3 separate regions of the Homo sapiens genome follow, and all the other regions are linked to region 3. A link is an interaction called in ENCODE POLR2A ChIA-PET data of the cell type or tissue named here. Cell type or tissue: Panc1. All regions are shown on one strand.

Region 1 (2,500 bases), 62 kb before region 3:
GTGTCCATATAATGAATTCAGCAACAAAAAAGGGTAAACTATGAATATACATATGACATCATGGATGAATCTTAAAAGTTAAAGAAGCTGGATGCAAAGGTCTTCACATTATATAATTTTTAAATTATAGAAAAGGCAAAACTATTGTTATTGAAAGCAGACTAGTAGTTGTCTAAGGCCAGGGGTGAAGAGACTCTGCAAAGGGACAGAAAAGAACTTTTTGAGATGATGGAAAAGTTATCTATCATGATTGTGGTGATGGTCACACAACTGAATGTACTTGCCAAAGCTAACTGAATTGTGTACTTAAAATTGGTGATTTTATTGTATGTAAAATTGTACTTTATACATCATTGAAATTGGCTAACAAAAGCAAATTAAGGCTGGGTGCAGTGGCTCAGGCCTGTAATCCCAGCACTTTGGGAGGCCAAGGTGGGTGGATCACTTGAGGTCAGGAGTTCAAGACCAGCCTGGCCAACGTGGTGAAAGCCTTTCTCTACTAAAAATACAAAAATTAGCCAGGCGTGGTGGTGCACACATGTAATCTCAGCTGCTCGGGAGGCTGAGGCACTAGAATCGCATGAACCTGGGAGACTGAGGTTGCAGTGAGCTGAGATTGTGCCATTGTACTCCAGCCTGTGTCACAGAGCCAGACCCTGTCTCAAAAAAAAAAAAAAAAAAAGTAAATGAAAAAAATTGATGGTGCCTTAAATTTTGTAAAATAAGGATTATTTTTTCTATTTTAAAACGAATATAGAGAACAACAGAAAGGAGGAGAAATCACTTATATTCATATACACAAAAACAATAATTTAAAAATCTTAGACATTTTTCCTGTATGTCTTGGTTTTCATTTCCCCCCATGTGTGGGTATAGCATAAACCATCCTCCTAACTCTCTTCCCTGTGGAATTAAGATTAGACACTCTAAAAACTGAATGAGATGTTTCCTGGTTGTTGATCTTATCTATTTTCTTATATCCAAAAGATTCTTCATGTTTGGATTCCTGTAACATCTCTCTGTGCAATGTGAATCAAATAATTGGAAATATAAATATTTTAAATTATGTGTGCCAATGAATTTGGGTTTTGATAATTGAGAAAGAACTCTAGTACCTGAGTAAAATGTACTATTTAGAGGAAATTTTAGAAGCAAGATAAATGGATCAGCCACTAAAGATAGGAATCATTAGACATGGAGAGTTTTTATAATAGTTTGGTCATGAATGAACCTTTTTGGGAGGGACTTCCTGAAAACTTTCAGTTGAATTATTTTACTTGCTTAGAAAAAAAAAAGAAAAAAAATTTACTTTACTTCTGCTTCTACCCACCTAACAGAGTTATATAAGGAAAGATGGCTCCAGTGTGCGTGCTTGTAAGCTCAGACCTTCGAAATAACTACGTGAATCACTTGAGCAAGTTATTTCACTTCTCAGTTTCTCTATCTGTAAAGTGGGGATAATAATAATAGTGATCTCATATGTCTGCTATGGAAGTTAGATGGAGATAATGTGTGTGAGTGCTTTGAACACATGTACGGTTCCAGATTGTTATTATTATAATATCATCACTGTAATGAGAGAACTTTTTCACACATAAAGGGAAGTGGGGACGGAAGCTTGGATGCCAAACATTTTCCTTTCTTGTACTTAACATAAATGACCAGGGAACTTGGGGTACAGTATTTTTGACTTAAAAAATCCTTTTGATTTCTTTACTTTCTGTCTTAGGAAAATGTATTTAGATAAAATTCAGTAGCTGTGAAGATTACTGGCTGGAGGTGCTGTGGGAAATGTGTTTAGTTTTCTCTCGATCTGGATTGGTTAGAAAATAAAAGGAAATCCTTTTGCTGTCATTCTGTTTTGAAAGAGAAATTATAATTTTGAAATATGAAAAGCGTTAATACATATATTTAAATTAATTTTTTTGTTTTTGTTGAGCAGAAATAAGAGGCATAATTGCTAAATCCTCATTTGCCCCACATTTTTTTTTGTATTGGAATAAGAAGGAAAGGTTGTGAGAGTTAAATAGTACTTAATAACATAATTTTACAGACTAATATTCATATTATTGACACCTATTATTTATTAGAATGTTATAAACAAAACATTAGGCTTAAAATATGGCCTTCTAACAATCAATTTACTGCACGAAACTCCTACCAAAGCAGGTTATTAAAACTAGTTTGTGTTTATATAAATAGACCTTCCTGTATTTGCAATAAAAAGACCTGTATTAATGGCACAGTCTCCAATTAGAATTTTTAATTCAATAAGCATTTATTGCAAAGCACTGTATTGCAGCGACAGAAAGATGACTAAAACACATTATTTGTGCAACGTAGCAATTTAAAGGAGGAAAAAGGGAAAGGAAGAACATCATGTGTACACAACTGATTGGGAAAGAAATAAACTGGGCAGTATGTGGGGTAAAGAGCTTTGCATATTATGGACTGCCCATGGTAGTTAGCTCTGTCTCAGCCTCTTCTAGGTATTCAGGGT
Region 2 (2,500 bases), 2.0 Mb after region 3:
TAAGTCCAAGAGTCAGCATGGAGTGGAGTTAAGGAACTATGGATTGTGGTTCTTGGGAGGCTGGAGTTAGTGGTAAGCATGTCTGTGCCACCAACCAGTCCAGGGCATTGGTGATATCACTGAATCTCTCAGAGACTCAGCTCTCTGCTTCACAGCATGCAGGTTTTCACTAGACCCTCCAATTTAAGGTGTCTTCTAGATCAAAATGCTCTTTAGGTCAAACACAGTCTTAGGAATAACTAGGAAAGTTGAAACAAACTTTCGTCACACAGACTGTTTCACATTATCCCACCTCCTGTCACCCCCTTCTCCCACCTAGCAATGTTTGTGACGAATACACCAACTTTCCTGAGGACAAGAGCAAAACAATATTTTAAGAAACAACAAAACTCAGTTTAGAGTGAGTCACTGGGCCTGACCATGGTGGCTAAACTGACCACAAAAGTTTGTGAATAGTCTATATGGTGTCCTTCAAACATCTGCACAAACCTTTTATTTCCAGTGCTTTGAACAGAAATAAACATAGTCATTAAGCCAAATTCTACATTCTACAAAACAGATGAAAAGTTAAAGCATAACGTTAAGTCCAAAACATTAGTGTGGAGTCCTCAGCTGAATACCTCTTGCCTGCATGCCCATGTGAGCAGTCAGTTAAATGCCTGGTGTCTGTTATATGAGCAGTGGGAAATCTTTGCATACAAAAAAGTGTGAGTTGTACTAAAGTAAAATCAGTATTCTGGATCCCTTAATGTGCACATAATTACCACTTAGGCTTCTAAGCGAAATGATTTGCTAATGGCAACTAAAATGTGACATGGCCCAGAGTGAAAAAATTGATTCATAACTTGGGAAGGTTTGACTAGATTGCCCTTAGGCAAGTGCCTAGAGGGCTTTCCTGTCTCTCCCTAAACCTTGCTTCTGCAGTTCCAATGTACAAAATAGGGATAGGGTTGTTGTGAAGATTAAATGAAACTAGGGCAGGTCTTCTGGACAGATACTATTACAGTGCTGCAAGCCCTTCCTTCAGAATCCTTGGCACCATTACAGTTCTACATTTATTTATATCATCATTTGACTACTGTCCCTCAGCTGACTGTACATTCCATAAGGACAGGATTTATGTCAACTTTTTCTCAACATTGCTTCACCACCTCCTCATAGAACCTGGCATATAAAAGGGAGTCAACAACAATCTTTTGAATGAAATGTGTAAGTCATTTGCAGTCACTGGTGTCAGATCCCCGGGTTTGAATGCTGTGTGCTTGGACAAGTAATGTTTCTGCCTTTGTCTTAGTTCCTGCTTTCTATAAAGGGGAGATAATAATGGTATCTACTTGACTGAATAGTTGTACAAATTTAGTGGGATAATACTTGCAAAGAGCTTGGAACAGTGTCTGGTACATAGTGAGGACTCAATACATGCTAATGAATTTTGATGATGATGATGGTGGCGGTGGACATGCAATAAGCTCTTCATAAATAATAGCTCTTCTTCTAATTGTTATTCACGGTCATCATTGAAACAGTATTTGCCTCTTGATTATCAGTCATAGGTGGTCCTTAGTTACCTAAAATATCACAGGACCACTGCTTTACCTTTCCATGTTATGCCAGGCACAGACAACAGAGGCAGTGTCAAAGGAGATACCCAAATGATGTTTACAATGGTACACGGGTCTCTAGGGTCCAAGGAAAAGTTACCAAGTATTTTCCCACCTCCCTACTTTCATCTCCCTCTTACTTCCCAGTCCCTTCCCCCCATGCTTGTATGGTCTTCTGGCTTTTTGACCAGTCCTCCCTGGGGATTTTCAAGTACCCAGCTTGCAAATCAGCCTCCCCAGAGGATCTGTCTCTACTCATCATAGTCAAAGGATGTAATCTGTTCTCATGTGGAAATAATTTGTTCAGAGAATGTAAATGATCAAAGCCTATATTTCTGTATTCAGGAGAGGAAGAGAAAATAATAGAAAAGACTTGAGGCTAACTCTAGGTCCTGCATTTACTAAGTCACCTCTGATAAATTACTTGGTAAATTATGTCTTAGAAAAACCATTGGTTTGGTAGGAATAATCAAAATGGGATCCGTGTCCCGGGTTTGTAAGAATTAAATGAGTTAACTACATAGATGGTTTGGTTCCAATTAGATAAGAGAGTTTCTAAACAGTGAAAAGTAGAAATTTTGCCACACCCTGCCCTCACAATTCTAGCATTTCCAGGTTTCCAAATCTGGGAAATGTAGCTAAGGGCTTTTCCTTTCTCTAGGGACTCCCTTTACAAGTGGTGGAGCTACTTTCTGCTCGAGGACAAAGAAGGAGGGAGGACACACACACACACACACACACACACACACACATTTTCTTCTCTGCCTTCTGACCCTTTGCTATTGCAACTCTAATTTGGGAATTAAATTTTAATAATTCTAAAATCCCATTTCCGTACTTTCCATATACTATTATTTAATGGAATAAGGTTATCAAATCTTATCCTTAACCCTTTTCCC
Region 3 (2,500 bases):
ACATAAAGACAGAAAGGTAGAAAGAGAGACATAGAAAGGGGGAAGAGGTATTTATTCAGTTTTTCACAATGGATTATCTCCCCAGTTCATGTAGCATGAAAAGGATAAGAAAATGAAAGGGCAAATAGTTTAGTATTTAAATTCCTGTTTCAACCAAGCATTTGACTAAATTTTAGAGATTTATTTTGAATATGCAGCTTAGTATGAAAAATTTCTAATTACACTTGGCTGACAGACTGTCAATGGGATTTTATGTCATTTTCATTCTTCAGTTTTTCCAAATAAATATGTAAAATGTCCCAATTTTTTTTTTTTTTTTTGATTTGCAGTCTTGCTCTGTCTCCCAGGCTAGAGTACAGTGGTGCTATCTCGGCTCACTGCAACCTCTGCCTCCCGGGTTCAAGCAATTCTCTGCCTCAGCCTCCTGAGTAGCTGGGATTACAGGCGCGCACCACCATGCCTGGCTAATTTTTGTATTTTTAGTAGAGACAGGTTTCACCATCTTGGCCAGGCTGGTCTTGGATCCCTGACCTCGTGATCCACCCGCCTTGAACTCCCAAAGTGCTGGGATTGCAGGTGTGAGCCACTGTGCCTGGCCCCAAATTTATAATGAACAAATCTAATGGGGGTATAAAGACAATCTGGATAAAAAGTACTACACTAGCAAAAACATATATTGGCACAAAAATGTGTCATATGAAGGCTCTCCTCTTGGCTTTTCAGCACCCATATAGTTAATAGTTATTATACTGAATGACTCAAATATTTAAGATGTTTCTAAGAAGTGCTTAACCTGATTTATACATATGATAATAAATGGGTATCTTCATTTTATTTGACTTGGTCTTATTCCAACCTTGTAGCATGGACTTTTCCCTATAATTTTATAGATAAGAAAACTGAGGCTTATAAAGTTCAAGCAATTTTCCTAAAGGTGTGCCTCTGGTCAGCTCGGTGAACTACCTGTTATTTCTACCACCTGGCATTGCTGATATCAGTCCTGAGTCACATGAAGCATCCAGCTTGGTGTCATGCAGTCAGGGACTTTTGATGATATAACTGATGATGAGAATGGTAGCTGTGAACAGAAAGTACTACTTCCACTACAAAGTTTATTTGAACTTCAGTTTTACATTTTGTTTTATGTCCTCTTATTACATATGGACTACAAGTCTGGAAAGCTTCCTTGATCTGCCAGATTGCCATATGTATGCTCTAAAGCAGTTTTGAATGAATTTGCAATATATGTGTACTTAATAGGGACCAATGCTTAACACAGAAGTATGACCTCTTGCCCCCTATTTTGAAAGAGACACTGTGTCCAAAAGATGATTTGACAGAGGTGAGGGGGTGTATGTATTGTCCCTGAGCTCTTTGATCTTGGGATTGGAGCAGCGTTCTGACCTTTTTATTCCAGAGGTCTTATACTTTTCCCAACACAATCTTTGTGGGATGTGAAGTAGATTGCAGAAACTGTTTAGCCAGCGTTTGGTAAAAGTGAGAGCTGGATAGGGCTGATAGGCAATTAATAGAAGAAAATGATATTTGGGGTTCTCTGTGGAACCTTTAGACCTGCTCCTTCACAGTTTTGCATTTCTCAACAGAGAATAAAGTTGTTTTCCTGTCTTTGTCCTCTTGCTTTCCCACTCATCTTTGTCAAATCCTAGCTGAGGACAATGAATAGTGGCATTTGTTTCTTTCTATTGACATTAAAGGTGGTGCCTCTCTATGCAGGAAAGGACCTGTTAGTATGCAGATAAATCCATGGGGGCACTCAAGTGCCAAAGCCTGTAATCATATTTTTTCATCAGCTTCAATTGTAGTTTGCAAGACTGAAAGTATGAAAATGAAAGCTTATAGCCGCACATACATTTGTGGACAAGGCACTTTAACTGCAGGGAGGCAATAGTCTTAGGATTGCTTTGGAACTCACGTCTTTTGGCATTATCTGGCTTTCTGGCCTCATGGCTCATTAGTCCTGGGGTGTGTGTGTGTGTGTTTGTGTGTATGTGTGTGTTACAGAAACAGAGAAAGACAGGAAGAGACTAAGAGAGGAATACAAAATGGGGAGAGGTATTTAGTTACCACCATTTAGTTGTATACTAGGATCGCTATTACATGCTTGGATTTGGAAGGGGCCACACGTACCTGTGGTAGACTCTGTTGGTTGCTTATGTTCCATTCCAATGCACTCAGCCCCTGGATATAAGTCACTTTTGGTGTAAAGCAATTACGACAATCTTGTTGCTCCTTGACAGTGACTTACCTGGGATGGCTATGTGATCCTGTTCTGGAAAAGAAAATGTGAGGAATATGCTGGGGAAGTCCTACTGTTGTGTGAAGACAGGTTCTTTGGAGCATTGTTGTTAGCCATCTTTTTTGTTTTTTGAGATAGAGTCTCACTCTTGTGGCCCAGGCTGGAGTGCAGCGGCGTGATCTTGGCTCACTGCAACCTCCGCCTCCTGGATTCGAGTGATTCTCCTGTCTCAGCCTCCCAAGT

What was found. ChIA-PET counts read pairs that join two places held together with the same protein. Peaks named below come from ENCODE experiments on the same cell type or tissue, not always from the same donor. Only the 100,000 strongest peaks of a DNase experiment are listed, where the experiment ranks them.
Region 1: POLR2A ChIA-PET joins it to region 3 with 5 read pairs; 4 of 35 experiments call an interaction of 5 or more read pairs at or near these places.
Region 2: POLR2A ChIA-PET joins it to region 3 with 6 read pairs; 1 of 35 experiments calls an interaction of 5 or more read pairs at or near these places.

Annotation. Positions count from the first base shown.
Region 1 is chr5:40,615,897-40,618,396 of GRCh38, reverse strand. All of the region lies in intron 1 of LOC105374737 (a long non-coding RNA gene), which reads right to left. Among named protein-coding and RNA genes, the nearest start is that of PTGER4, 63 kb to the left of the region's middle. In Panc1, no CTCF peak of the experiment used is centred here; no DNase peak of the experiment used is centred here.
Region 2 is chr5:38,589,572-38,592,071 of GRCh38, reverse strand. The region is part of intron 1 of LIFR-AS1 (LIFR antisense RNA 1); the gene reads right to left. It also overlaps a transcript of LIFR not described here. Among named protein-coding and RNA genes, the nearest start is that of MIR3650, 33 kb to the right of the region's middle. In Panc1, no CTCF peak of the experiment used is centred here; no DNase peak of the experiment used is centred here; H3K27ac peaks cover 1,220 bases.
Region 3 is chr5:40,553,478-40,555,977 of GRCh38, reverse strand. No RefSeq gene overlaps it. Among named protein-coding and RNA genes, the nearest start is that of PTGER4, 130 kb to the left of the region's middle. In Panc1, no CTCF peak of the experiment used is centred here; no DNase peak of the experiment used is centred here; H3K27ac peaks cover 1,608 bases.